Regions from separate parts of the Homo sapiens genome. Here region 2 is linked to region 1. A link is a contact called in ENCODE Hi-C or POLR2A ChIA-PET data. All regions are on one chromosome and are shown on one strand. Each heading gives the region's core, a stretch centred on a gene start or an enhancer-like site at or near the end of the contact. The rest is flanking DNA. Distances are from core to core; before and after follow the strand shown.

What was found. Hi-C counts contacts between places; a loop is a spot of excess contacts on that map. ChIA-PET counts read pairs that join two places held with the same protein, here RNA polymerase II (POLR2A). Pooled maps may share reads with other maps.
Region 2: a pooled map shows a loop between it and region 1 (3-fold over the local background). The contact joins the promoter of WAKMAR1 here to the enhancer-like site in region 1. A Hi-C loop is called at or near these places in 5 of 168 maps with a recorded cell type or tissue (PC-9, head of caudate nucleus, heart right ventricle and 2 more), 1 of 37 single-sample maps with no recorded cell type and 6 of 50 pooled maps. POLR2A ChIA-PET finds 5 or more read pairs at or near these places in 2 of 52 experiments (H1 and PC-9).

What each region holds. Positions count from the first base shown.
Region 1 is chr20:24,146,465-24,153,767 of GRCh38, reverse strand. No RefSeq gene overlaps it. Among named protein-coding and RNA genes, the nearest start is that of WAKMAR1, 38 kb to the right of the region's middle. RefSeq lists a silencer at 4,995-5,044. Within about 2 kb of position 5,252, at least 3 of the 41 ENCODE cell types and tissues checked have a DNase peak (open chromatin) inside an H3K27ac peak, as active enhancers do.
Region 2 is chr20:24,110,328-24,117,720 of GRCh38, reverse strand. WAKMAR1 (wound and keratinocyte migration associated lncRNA 1) reads left to right here and starts at 5,763. Exons shown (of 4, transcript XR_001754557.2): 1 at 5,763-5,996. RefSeq lists enhancers at 1-277, 4,414-4,914.

The sequences.
Region 1 (7,303 bases), core at 4,003-6,502:
AACTCATACCAGACAAGGTAAGATTAGAGCTTACCTTGATGACAACAAGTGACAACAGAAAGACCTGAGTGCGGCATGAAAAGGAGAAGAGAGAGCATTGGAGCCTGGACGGGAGTTTGTCCAGGGCCCAGGCGTGCACCCTGATGGCGCGAGACAGCTGGGAGGGAACAGATGGGCACTGTGCAGCCCACACTTGCCTCTGGAAAGCTGCTTGCAGTGTGAACAGTCATGAAGGACTGCAGGTCTCCTCTTGGCAAGAGCACCTCTCTTTGCATTTAGAGAGCCCCTGCAGAGCTGTTTGACGCTGTAACAGGAAAGAGTGTGTGGGTGCCTGCAGGAGGGAGAAAAGTGAGACACACACAGAAGTAATTTGCTGTGAAAAAGAAAATTATGTTAAATTGAAAATGGTCTCCAAGCAGCTTGAGAAGAAAAGGTTTGCAGGAGGCAGAAGAGGGCTTTAGCAAAAGAAGTGGGGCCAACCCGTGGGAAGGCATGCCTCTGAACCTCGAAGCCTGGAAAATCCCCACGGCTTGCAGAGTTGAGGAATTTTATGTAACGGTGATCCTGGTGCACACGTTCTATTATTTTCCTGTTCTGTATGTAGTCTAACCCACTTCCATTACCTCCAATGTCACGTATTTCTGCATAGTGTTAGTGCTACTTTAAGAAATAAAAGAAGGGGGGGTTTGCAGAGTAGGGCAAGGAGGAGAAAGGGTGGAAGAGGTGGGATTCCAAAAAGACCACGCCTGGACCTACATGATAGGGAAGCAGGCGTAGGCAGTGCAGGACCAACAGGGAATGAGCCTCTTTGTTTGCCAATGCACCAGAAGCAGCAGGACCAGGCTCTGGGTGGGGAACATGAGTCCCTGCATTTCCTAAGCGGGGAATATCCTGCCAAGATATTCTTGAATTAGATGTGTTAATCATAAAAAAAAAAGAAAGAAAATACCTAAATATCAGTGTAGACACAAAGCTGTAAAGTTTTTGAGAAGGTGTTATCTTGGGGGGATGGGCTATTTTCTTGGAAATAGACCACATGAATGGCTGGAAGTAGACCACATGAATGGCTGTGTGGGGAGACGGCCTGTGGGGTCCAGATCTGGCTGGGCCTCCATCTTTCTTTGCAACTTTGGTTCTCCATTTCTTCATCTGTGAAATGGGCTACATAACATCCACCCTAACTGTCCAAGCTTTTGTGAAGATCCAAATCATTTGAAAGTGTGAAATTGTTGTGAAAACTATGGTGTCTTGGTACACACGGTGAGCATTATTATAAGTTCGTAAGACAGACTCCATCAATTTATGGTGTTTAGTTTTTTTTTTCTGGTTTGAAAAATCCCAGATAACTACAATTGTGGGGATTCTGTCTTTTTTTTCGACTCCGACTTTTAATCAGGGTTTATTTGACATTATAGATGCATTTGTGCCTTCTTACCTGCTTCTTACACTTCAGGCTCCTTGAAATTAACGCTAATATCCATGCGTCAATTTGTCCCAAACATAACTGTCTTGATTTGGTCTAATATGAGGATGTGAGGCTGGAGACATCTTCGGGAGCTGCTACCAGGGAGCACAGGCATGGGGTTGGGTGAGCCAGGGAAGGGTAGGAGGGCAATAGAGCATGCTCACAGGGTTATCACAGTGGCAGCCAGCCTCATTCCCATTGTGCTCCTGGGAAACAGCCTGGAACAGCCTCAGAGTTGACCCGCCTCTCCCCACTGTCACTGCCTGAGGACTGTCAGCAGAGTTAGCTCCTTTGAAACTTCTGGGCTGCCCTGGACCTCACCCAGGAGAAAGACTGTGATGTGTAATGGTGAGAGTGAGGGGGGCTGCATGGACATACCCTATACATGTGCAATGCAATTTGCTGTGAGACTCAAGGAAGGAAGGAGTGACAAAGAGAGAGCAGGATGAAGAACGGGTGCAAGTGTTAGACAGGGGACCCCATCAAGCCTTGTCAGGATGTTCTGCTCTGAGAAAGGACCGCAGACCCCACACAGCAGCTGTCAGAGCCCAAGTCCTCCAGTATAGCCAGTCACAGACACGGTTTGCAGACCCTCTTCTCAGATTTGGGAAAGGCATTGGGAAAGAAAAGACCCCCAACAGCTCTTAACAGGCACCCTGGTACATCACACAACTCAAGCTGTTTTCATGTTCCTTTTTCTTGCCAGTTTTTGACAGAATGAATCAAAGTAAAGTAAAAAGAGAGGAAGAATGTGTGTGTGAGAAACATGTTTCTGTGTTTCCAGAAAGATCCAGCAGGAGGGAGCTGGGAGCCCACTTCTCAGCCACATCTGCAGCCCAGGTGCTTTACCTGGCCCTGGCTGCTGCAGAAGATGAGAGCCTGCTCCAGGTTCCTTGTCCCTCCACTAGAGGTTTCTATATGAGTTATAATAGTGAAAACATTAGTAAAGAAGAGTTACCATTTAATGAACACCAAAACAGATCGCAGTTTCAATGCACATCACGCTCTAGTCCATTCTGGAAGCCCAACAGGATCAAGTTGCCATGGACCCTACAACCAGGGTTAGAGCCAATGTCCACCTGCTTCCATCTCCCTGGGGAATTCTGGGCATTTTTCAGGAATCCTGGATGCTGGATGTCACTCAGACCTTCTTCCGGACGCAGGCCCAGCAGCTGGACAGGTGGCTGCCCACAGCTTATAGCTGAGGACTTCTGGGACTGCCTTCAGGCCAGCGGAGCTGCCTTGCTCAAGGCCAGGCCTCTCTCTGTGGGAGTCCTGCATGCCCTGCCTCCTGGAGGCAGAGTTTGAGGCTGGGGCCCTTTGCCTCCATGGAAGACACAGGACCCTGTGTTGGCTGAGGCCTCAGTGCTAAAGTATCACAGTCCAGTGTCTCCCTCCTCCTGCTTCCTGCTTCTCTCACATCATTTTTTACGCCCCCCAGAATATGATTTAAATTCTGATTCACTTTGGTGCCAAATGAGGGCCTGGCGGTGGTTTTGGGGTTTCCATTTCATTATGATTCTTCCTTCACAGGACAGGGGATGGATATGAGGTTCTGTCAGCTGCTGAGTATACTCAACATCATCCTTCATTCTGGGGTCAGGGAAGTGGCTGCAGCTAGCGGGCCCTGTGTGGGGTGAGCTCCAGACGGGTATCCACTTGTCACCTGACCTCCGTGAGCCTCCCCTCCAGTCAGAGGGACGTGATGACATCTCAGGTGTCTGATGGGCAACAGTCCTTAAAACACCACGGCACAGTGCGGATGGACTGCAGGGGTAGCCACCACCTACGCTGGGGAGGCTTTGCAGATCCTGCCTTAAGGGATCTGTCCTTCCCTTGGCCATGCTGGACTCTGGGTCTGTGAACTGATCAGTGAGGAAACAGTGAGTTAATTTCCGTTCTATCCCCTGTGAGCTGTCGCCACAGATCTTTGCTGATCAGCATACCTGGTTGTCTTTCTGGCTTCGCTGCCCATTATGATAAATCATTCCCTACTCGCTTCTGGCCTTGGCTACTACACAAACCCTTCCACTGGCCCTCAGCAGCGTCTCTCTCCATTGACCCCAGCTTCCGAGGACAGCCAGTGCCACGCCAGTGTCTGCTCTCGGGCTCCCCTGCTGCTCAGTGGAGGGAGTGCTCTCTGGGCTTCCCTAGGAGTCTAAAGCCTTCCTCGCTTCCATGCCAGCGCAGTTTCAACACCTCCGCCTCACCCATGCATGTCCTGGTGCCTGAGATTCAATGAGCTGTCCCAACACAGGGCCAGGACTAACTCCAGCGTCCCTGACTGAAGTTCAGTTCCAGTCCATGGATGAGTACTGCATATTGACAAGTCCTCCCCTCTCCACTGCCACACAAGGAGAGGCTGTTCCCTTCCGTCAGAGCTGTGGACTTCATCTACCAGCATGAAGGATTCAGGGAGCTCTAGAGGTCAGATTTCCAGGCTCATTCACATCAAGTTTTTATTCTGTGTTTCCAGTTCCTATTCATCTCTATGAGGGTCCCGACCTTTAACCCAGGAAAAATATGGGGGTGTGTACCTTGCAGCTTCAGGGGATGAGCCTTCAGTCCTTCAGACATGCCTGGAGTTGACAGTTGGGGTATCTGAGCCTACCTCTTCCAAGGCTCCTAATTCAGTTTCAAAAAGCCAACTGACTACCCAAATTTTACCTTTACCACTACCCCACACTGCTTACCCACCCTCCTAACAAGCAAACCCATTGCTCTGAACCTTCAATCTGTACCTCATGTCAATCAGCCACAGCCTTACTAAATGATGCTGCCTGTGCCAATGTTATCACAGCCAATAACTATGAGCAGGATCCTTAGTGATGCCTGGGTGGTGACTTACCCAGCCTTAAAAACTAATCCCAAGACTGCTCACCAGGGACACACCCGGTACTAACTGCCTGAGCTTATGATTCCCCAAAAGCAATGTCTGGGACAAAGCCTTATGTGTGAATAGTTTATCTGGAAGTATGACCTTAGAATGGAGTGTCAGAAGTATTGGCCATGACTCATCATGCAGGGGGTAACTACTACTGTGGGTGGATGCTGCCAAATCTCTTTCTCAGGACAGCCTTCCAGGAGAAGGCAAGGAAAAAGATTTTCCATTGCTTTTGCTCCCCATTGATCAAGGTTTACTTCATCATGTGTTAACTACCTGTGGTAGATTTTATTTTCTAAAAGTGACACAGCAAAATTTCTGGGTCCACTCGCTCTTTCGAAACCTTGCTACTCCCCATCAAGATGTGGGGCCTATGTTCCCTCCCTCAAAACTCGGTGGGACGTTGTGGCTGCTTTGACCAATAGAATTCTGTGGAAATGATGCTGCATGGCTTGTGAGGCCAGTTCATAAAAGGTGTATGTCTTCCTCTCTTTCTCTCCCCACCCTGGGAACCCAGCTGCCATGCTGTGAGGAAGCCCAACCATGTAGAGCTCAGGTGCAGGTGTTCTGAGAGGCATCCCCAGCTGAGGTCCCAGCCAACTGCTGCATCAGCTGCTAGACTTCAGGCTCTTAAACATAATGAACATGGTTATTTTAAGCTACTATGCTTTGAGATAATTGTTACGCAGCTGTAGTGACTGGAACACACCCCAGCACTTCTGCATTGCACGTGCTGAGGGTCTAGTGGGCGTCCTGTACATCCTGTACATTCCATGCAGCTGGGTCAGAGAACCTGGGGGCTGAGGGAGGAAGTGAGAGGCACTTGACCCAGCTCAAGCGTGCACGTGTGTCGTCAGTTGAAGACTGTGGTCACGTGAGCAGCTGAGGCAAGAAGTAATGCTGAGAAGATTGAAGAATGTCTGAGGCAACATGACCACTGAAACCAGGGGAACCAGCCACAGTCTCTGAGCAGCTGTGTTTGTTTCCTCTGTGAAGGACCATGGCTGTGGCTCCAGGGCTGTGACAAGTGCTCTAGAACATCTGGGAATTGTTCTTAAAATCCTGGATCAGGTAAAACTTCGGGAAAATACTAGTTATCTTCTAGTCTTTATCCAGGCCATCACCAACAAATTAAAAAGAGGTGTGTGTACATTTTCAGGAAGCTTCACAGCAGCACGGTTCACAAGTGTGCTCTGAAATTGATCTTTACATCAAGATGACTGGATCCGGTGAAACTGATGGCTGGGCTTAAGAGCCAATGCCTATTCAGAATCAGGTTTTCAGCAAAAAGACTCTGGCCAGACTGCAACTGTGCTTGTGTGGGGAACGAATTTACTCTCAGCAGAAAAGAATCACACCCAGCAGTCTAGACTTGCTTTTTGAGGCTGGCTGGAGTTTGACAAGAATGGTGGGGTTTTCTTGGGTGCAGGGCTGGGTGCAAATTAATTTAGATTGTCCAGAAATAGGCTCTAGAAAGTTTGGTAAATTCTCAAGGAACATGAACTATGGAGGAAAAGGAAATGAAACAAACGCAAAAGATAGGAAAGGCTGAGCCCATCAGGTGAATCTGCTCTGAGGTGGATGAGCAAAGAAACAATGCTTTCCAGCAGCTGCAGTCCTCGTGGTGACCGAGGGGTCAGATCAAGAGAGCCTTTGGTGAAATGCAGGAGCCAGCTCCAAGCTTCAGATCATAGAATGGAAGGGCTTGAAGATGGCCAGTCCTGGCTTCTAGTCAGCACCTAGTCTGACTTGGACAGATGGGAGGGGACACTGCGTGGAGGGCTGGGGTGCCAGGGTTTCATTTTTGTTTTTGATCTTGATGAATAGGGACCAGAGTTTGCTTGTCTTCATTTAACTGCTGTCATGTTGTCCCTACTGTACCAAGCGTGAGGTGGCATGTGCTCCAGTATATGTCTCCCCTACCCTTCTTCGGCAGGAAGTAACCACTTCAAAATTCCTTTCAGGGTAGGGAATCATTTCACCCAGATGTCATTATTGTTTTTATTGTTACTATTTCCTATATATGTGATTTCTAACACTTAGGTGGGTAGCACTTTTCCAAATAGATATCAAAGAGTGTTGGAAAGACAATTTTCAAAAGGCAAAATAAATAAACTAAAAAACAATTGGGAATGTTATTCTTTTGAAAAAATGGGGCCAAATGTATTTACACTGAATAGCACAAATAAAAAACATGACGTGTTCTCACTCAGCATGGCTCCACTTAAGATATCACAAACCCAATGTACTGCCCTTTGAAGAAGCATCTATCTTCCTGGCTTTTTCTTTCTCACATTCTTGTACAATTTTTTTGTGATCTCGTTGAGGTACCTGGTTACTTGCTATCTTGGGTTTTCCATCTTCAAATGCTCCAGGACTTTTCTTCTTTTCTTACCTAGACTATACTGAATTGTCAATCATTTAAATTAATAAATCATAAGCACTTTTGATTCCCTTTGTACTATTTTCCTTCTGCCCCTAAAAAATTCCTACCCTGGGTTATGGTCACTAATTTTGGAGAAAACCCCATAACTGTACAAATTAGAGCCACAAAATCACCCCCAACTTCAGCTGGGTCTCTAAAGCTATCTGTTAATTTTTCTGTCTTTTCTTATGCAGATTTCTCTTTTATTTTTAAATATTTATTTTTATCCCTCTAGCCTCCTACTAACTAGGCTCAATTAATTCTTAGTGGTCAACTCTGACTCTGAATTCGCTATGGAGTCAAGACACCCATGCATTAACTTCTTCAACCTCCAGCCCCCGACCTGAAGCCTCACCCCCAGTCTTTCCCTCCTCACCTCTTTTCCCTTGTATTGGGCAATGGGGGTTCCCTGCTTTTCTGAATATCAATCAATACCATGTCCTTGCTGTTGGCCTGTTCTGACACACTCTGTTTCCAACACATCAAAGGTCCAAGGCCACCTGAAAGGGCTCAAACAAGAGCTGATTGG
Region 2 (7,393 bases), core at 4,514-7,013, 37 kb after region 1:
ACCCAAGACATCAGAAAGGACTTCCTTGAGCATGTTTGTTGTCAAAAGCTGCTTTGAAAATTCTGTTTCAGGCATCTGTTTCCAGAAAGACTTGCACAGTCCTATAGTGAGTGATAAGATTGGTGTTGAAGGAACCCTGGGGTTTCCTCCAGGGGCAGAAAGCATCACGGATGGCCCCATGAGCACAGCATTTTAGCTGCATGGAGTCATCGCACATTCCAAATAGAAGGGAGCAGAAATTATATGTTTCCTTCAAATGAGAAAACAAATCCTCAGGAGAGTTAAGAACTATCCCCAAGGTCACACCACTAGGTAAAGACAAAAGCAGAAGATGGATCTAAGTTTCTGAGCTAATCCCTGCTCTTTCCATTTTGCGAGAAACTGAACATGGAGTCAATCCGGGAGGGGAAGGAAGCCTCAGAGGCTGTGAGAGCCACCTGCGTGCCTGCTGCCAGTAGCTGGCATGGCCACCCAAGCAGCAGTGCCCCTCCTGGCCTTCCTCCTCCCCCTCTCTCATCAGCACAGAATGCTGAGGCTGGTGGTTAGCTAATTTATTCCTATCATGTTATAGATGAGATAATCACCAAGGTCCTAGGGAGAGCCCCAGGGTAAGTAACTAGGAATGGGCAGAACTGAGACTCTGAAATCAATACCGAAACCAATAGGATTCCCACCTACTCATGAGGCAGGAAAATAGGGTCTGGATGCAGGGAACTTAAGGCCAATTTGCTCTGCCTCCCCAAAGCTGAATCAAAGGGAGAAACCAAGATCTGGGGGCAGGGAATCAAAAGCCAATACGTGGTAATTTCCTAAAGCTAGATCCAAAGGCAAACAAGGATCAAAGGCTACACTCCCTACAATTCTCCCCCTTCCCCCACATCTCAGATGGAAAGGGACAGTGCCTTGGATTGGCTGCGGGCCAGGCAGGGGCCATCCCTGCATCTGCATTGGCCGCAAATCCACTCCAGCCTTGGGTTGACTGTAGGCAAGTTCACATCAGCTTTTAATTAGCCATAAACCAAATCCTTCCTCCAGATGAAGGGTAGCCCACAGGGACCTCAAAAGGAGTACTTAAAACCCAGAAAACTGTGTAACGGGGCCCTTGAGCCACTTGCTCGGGCCCACTCCCACCTTGTGGAGTGCCCTCTCGCTTTAATAAAGCTCGGCTTTCTCTGCTTCGTTTCTGCATTTCATTCCTCTGCTACTTCCTTTGTGCATTTTGTTCAATTCTTTGTTCAAAATGCCAAGGACCTGGGCAATTCACACGCAAGGCTTTCCTTCCAATAACACTCACTGTCATTAAATTTAAAAAATAATAATGGAGAAATACATGTAGATACATATTTCAAATAGCCCTCCCCCTCTGCAGTGGGCTGCCCCATCATCACACTGTCCTGCAGCACAGCCCCACAGCAGCCCGCAGTCTGCTTCATGAGGTCCTAATGACCCCAGGCACTAACCATGCTTATGGAAGCTACCCATGAGGTGTTGTTAATGCAAATCTAACAGCCATGTCACAAACTGGACATACTGTATTAGGAAATTTTTTTCTTTCTTTCTTTCTTTCTTTCTTTCTTTCTTTCTTTCTTTCTTTCTTTCTTTCTTTCTTTCTTTCTTTCTTTCTTTTTTTTTCTTTTTGAGATGGAGTTTAGCTCTTGTAGCCCAGGCTGGAGTGCAATGGCACGATCTTGGCTCACTGCAACCTCCGCCTCCCAGGTTCAGGTGATTCTTCTGCCTCAGCCTCCCGAGTAGCTGGGATTACAGGCACTGCCACGATGCTAGGCTAATTTTGTATTTTTTTAGTAGAGACGGGGTTTCACCATGTTGGCCATGCTCCTCTTGAATGCCTGACCTCAGGTGATCCCCCCATCTTGGCCTCCCAAAGTCCTGGGATTATAGGCATGAGCCACCGTGCCTGGCCGTTGTATTAGGAAAATTAAACCCAGTTTGCCTGGCTGGATGCAGACATCAGATTTTGTTCAGTTCCAACCTTTTGTGAGAATGCTACTTGGCTTCCAGAGGAAGAAAATAAACTGAAGATAGATAACGTCTAAAAGAAGTCCAGAGAGGTTGTGTGAGGATGTGTGTGTGTGTACGTTTGTGCATGAGTGTGCATGTGGGGTATGTCAATGGGTATATGAGTGTTGGGGAGGTGCGAGGGGTGGATGCAGGGCTTTTTCCCCTTCCCAATTCCTACCTGAAGCAACCCTGGACTGCATCAGCTCCTGAGGGAATTAAATGCAGACAGCAGTGACAGCTCAGTTTCCTGCTTCTGTCTAAATCAGTGACAGCTGAGTTTCCTGCTTCCGTCTAAATCTTCCTTTCTTCCAACATCTCACACATCAACAACATCTTTTGCAGCACTATAAACATTATTTGGTTTTGTTACCAGAAAAGGGTCCAGATCCAGACCCCAAGAGAGGGTTCTTGGATCTCATGGAAGAAACAATTCAGGGCGAGTCCAGAAAGTGAAAGCAAGTTTATCAAGAAAGTAAAGGAAAGTAAAAGAATGGCTACTCCATAGAGCAGCTCTGAGGGCTGCTGGTTGCCCATTTTTATGGTTATTTATTGATTATATGCTAAATAAGGGATGGATTACTCATGCCCCCCTTTTTAGACCATATAGGGTAACTTCCTGACATTACCATGGCATCTGTAAACTGTCATGGCGCTGGTGGGAGTGTAGCAGTGAGGATGGCCAGAGGTCAGTCTTGTGGCCATCTTGGTTTTGATGGGATTTGGCCGGCTTCTTTACTGCTGTCTGTTTTATCAGCAAGGTCCTGTATCTTGTGCCAACTTCCTAGCTCTTCTGTGACTTAGAATGCCTAACCTTCTGGAAACGCAGCCCAGTAGTTCTCAGCCTTATTTTACCCAGCCCCTATTCAAGATGGAGTTGCTCTGGTTCCAACGCCTCTGACAGCTTGTTCCAGAAAAAATAAAAATCAAATATCTCTAGAGGTGAACATTTCTTAACTCAGTTTGAATTGAGTACAGGTGAAATATTTCAGAGGTGGTCCTGTATTCTTAGCAACAACAGCATGCTCCAATTAGGTGCCTGTTACATGCCAGGTGCTTAATTTTGAACTCTCTTCTCTATTCTTTGAAGTTGTCCTACATGTGGGACCAAATCATCTTGTACATATGAGGATACTAAGAGAGGCAAGAGGCCAAGTTGACCTATGAACCTAGATGTGTCTGATTCCAAAATCTGGATTTGAAAATCACTGGTTTAGTGGAAATAGCTGGACAGACCTGAGATTAAATCCTATCTTTCCTGAGTAACCCTCTCCTTGGCAAAGTACTCTCAAGAAAGTGGAAGAAATGTCTGTGAGGGCTAAAACTGACACCTGTGGTGATGGCCCAAATTAGCCAGTTTTGAGGTCCTCCACATTTGGTGCATATTGGAATCAGCTGTGGAGTTTCAAACCTCAAAACTCCAGGCCTTTCAGACTGGAGAAGGCCAGATGTGGGATTGTGGTAACTGCACAGGTGAGCTGGATAGACAGCAAAGATTGAGCATGGTGACCCATGTCAGTGGTCCATGCTCCTCTCCAGCTTGAATGTCAGAATCACCTGGAGGGGTTGTTAAACCTAGAGTACCTTTGTGAGCAGGCCTCAGAATGTGCGTTTCTGACAAGTCCACAGATGCTGCTGGTCTAGGAACCGCTGCTATGTTGTAGCAATGGCATGAAGAAAGGCAAGTGAAATACCAGGCCCGGGTCTGGAGGAAGCCAGTCCTCAGTGATACCCGTGGTCACTGGCTCCAGGCCTGGGAGGTCTCTCCCTGCACAAACTCAACTGTGTTGACCACTCCAAGATGGACAAGACCCATCTGTGAGCCCATGTGTTTACTCCATATTGAAGAGAGACTTTTGAGCCACTGATTAATTCAGAAGAATTTATATTTCAGGTAACAGAATATTGGTGTTCAAAAGGATAGCATTTATTATTTTTAAGCTACATTTTATGAGTAAGCCAGTAAAGTCAGTCGAGCCTCAGAAAAACAAAGTGACTTGAAGAAAACCAGACAGCTAGTTAGCTATGGCAGAACTGGACTAGGACCCAACCCTCCTGCTTTCCAGTTCTCGAATTCAGGTTGGTACCAAGAGCACCTCAGATGTGTCAACATAGGCACTGGAGGAGCAGCTGCCCTGCTGCTGCTGTCCAGCTCCAGGAGCCTCACACTTCCCTGTGACTTGGGGAGGGAGCTTCTGTGCGAGTCCTTCAGACCTGTGAGTTTAGAAGTTGGGAGCATGCACTCTCTGCTGGGCTGCATGCCCTGAGCCCTCTGCTCTGAACTGAACTCCTCATCTCCTCTGTGCTCTGCTGGGCTCAAGAGAATCTGGGCTCAGGCGACTGTGATGCTGCCAGTCTCTAATCTTATTAACTCACTCCAGAGTATCCCTGCAATGGCCTCTCTTCTTCCACTCTGTCCATCTTCACCCACGATTTGAATTAGGCTGCCCGGAGACATCTCGGCTGAGTCTGTCTGGCCAATTTGCTGTTGATTACTTCTGCCTCCTCATTCTCTGACCACATGGATGTGAAACCTGTTAGTTTGATTAGGAAGTGAGAGGCAGTCACGGAGCCAAGTGTCTGGGGAGAGATTTCAGGCACGCACAGAACAACCCCGCAAAGGTGACTGGACCAGGAAACAGGCAGTTTACCGCTTGGGCATGGGGAGGTGGAGGAAATAGATTCTGTGAATGCCCTGAGAGAGCAGACAGCCAGGGGAACAGCGATGCTCCCTGGAGAGCGTGTGCAGGCTCACCACTTGCTCTCTGGCATCACAACCCCTGGACATGCTCCGGGCTTGATCTCCCCACGGGGCTCCCTGCCCTAACTCCCCCAGTCTGGACTCCTAGAGACAGAGCTACATGCCTTCTCTGTAGGGCAGGGAGGTGATCTCACTCTGCACTGTCCCATCACCTCTTTGGGCCTCAGTTTCCTCATCTGTCCAGTGAAGCTGGTGACCCATGCACAGGGTTGCCGAGAGGCCCCAGGGCAATTTCGAGGGTTAGGCGAAGAAATTTTCCAGGGGAGGAGTTGGTGTGGGGCAGGGCAGTGTTGGCCCAGAGGCTGCCTGCTTTTGCCCACGGCATCTTTCTGAAAGGTGAACCCCACAGGTGGTTCCCCTGTGAGCATGGGATGGACACCACCTGCTGGTGAAGAGAGTCCTGTGTGGGGAAGGGAAGGGGTGAAATGGGTCAGATAATGGTCTGAATTCATCTAGAATCCCCCCGGCTTTCCTCTGTAGTGGAGGCCAGAACCACCATTGATTTCTACCTGCTAAAGCCTGAGAGATTCGACTTAATCCCCAGGACACTGCAAGGGGCAGCTGGGTCCCTGCCGCTTTGTGACTGAGGGCACCTATGCAGGGAGAGCTCAGTCACCTGCGCAGGGTGCCCAGTTGAGGGAAAACTCATCACTTTTGTTCCCCACAGAGACTTAGCAAAGTGAGAGAAGGACCCCCTGGGCCCCTCAAGTCTGAGAGAATCTGGCCCTGGAGCACCGTGGCAGATTCAGCAGAGCACAGAGGAGGCCAGGCTCCTCCTCAACTAGGTGAAACCAGCTTCCCCGCCAACACGGCACCAGCCCTGGGGAGGGAACAGTGCCCGGAGGAGTTGCAGGGATGTTAGTGGACATCTGCCATGTGCCCTGTGTGCCACTGGGAGGCATGGGTGGAGATCAGGTTCCAGGCACACCTCTGGGACATACCACAGGGCCAAGCTTTTGCAGGTCAGGGGCAGAGAAGTGAGACTGATTTCTGCCAGGACACCTGCGAACAGATACCAGCTGCCTGGAGTCTGTCAGTTGCTGAGGAGGCATAGGAAGAAACTAGTTCACCCATGTCTCTCTTACACACAGGTTAAAATCAACCTGTCAAATCTCATGAAAAACCTGGTGAAGTTTTGTTGGAATTGTATTATACTGGATGATCAATTTGGAGAGATTTGACAGCTCCAGAATATGAAGAATTTCTGGCTACAAATATGGTATGTCTCTCCATTTTTTTAAGACTTGTATAATGACTTTCAATAAAATGTCATACATTTTCATGTTACGGTCTTACATTAAAAATTATAGGCTGTTTATATTTGTTGGCCACCATAAGTGAAATATTTTAATTATATTTTCTAATAGTTGTTTGAGTACAGAATACCACAGATGTTAATATATAATCTTTATATTAAACAATGCTAGGTTCAATTATTATTTCTTATAATTTGTCTGTAGAATCTTTGAATTTCCTATATAGACAATCGCATTTGCAGATAATAGCAGTTTTGTTATTTTAGTCCCTGGGGCCTGAGCTTGTCTTGTCACTCTGGCTAGAAGGTGCTGCACAGAATGGAAACGGTGGGTGGTAGGGATCCTTCCTTATCTTTTTCCTATTTTAACAGGTGATGCTTCTGACATTTCACACTTCAGTGGAATTTTTTTTTTCATACCTTTCTGGTATGTATCTCTCATGAGATTAAGAATTTTTCAGTGATTTCTCATTTGAAAAGAGTTTTTGCCTTGAATTTTTTATCAAATTTATCAAGTGATTTTTCTGATTTCATTGAGCTAACTATATGGTCATTTCCCTTTCATTACGAAAGTGGCAAACTATATTATTTTTAAGTTATAATTTTCCAATGTTTGACAAAATTGCTTTCTTCAATAATCTCAATTTAGTTGAGTGCTATCTTTTTTATATAATGCAGTACAGTCATATGTCACTTAATGACAGAGACACATTCTGAGAAGTGTGTCATTAGGCGACTTTGTCATTGTGTGAACACCATAGAGTCCATTTGCACAAATGTTGGCGGCATAGCCTACTGCACACCTAGGCTATATAGTATGGCCTATTGCTCCAAGGCTAGAAACCTGTACAGCGTGTCCCTGTACTGAATACTGTAGGCAATTGTAACACAATGATAAGTGCTTGTGTATCTAAACATATCTAGACATAGAAAAGGTACACTAAAAATATTGTATTATATTCTTATGGGACCACCATCATACACATGGTTTGCTCATTGACTGAAACATCATTTTGCAGTGCATGCCTGTATTTTGTTTAAAGACATTTTGTAGAAAATGTATTTATATCTCTGTTCCTGATAGAGATTGGTCTAATTTTCCTTCCCTTTCTTTATCTGCTTTTGGCATCAGGGTTAGAGGTCAGCCTCAATACAAGGAGAGCTGGTCTGGAAAGGTTTCTGTAAGTCGGAAATTGTCTTTTCCTAGGAAATCATCTGTGTGTCCAGGGCATTTTGGGGTTGGGGAATCTGTGCACAGACTGCTTGAGTTCAGATCCTGTCTCTGCCATTTGTGTGACCACGAGCAAGATGCTTAGCTCCCCCATGCCTCAGCTAACTCATCTGTGGATTAGAATAACACT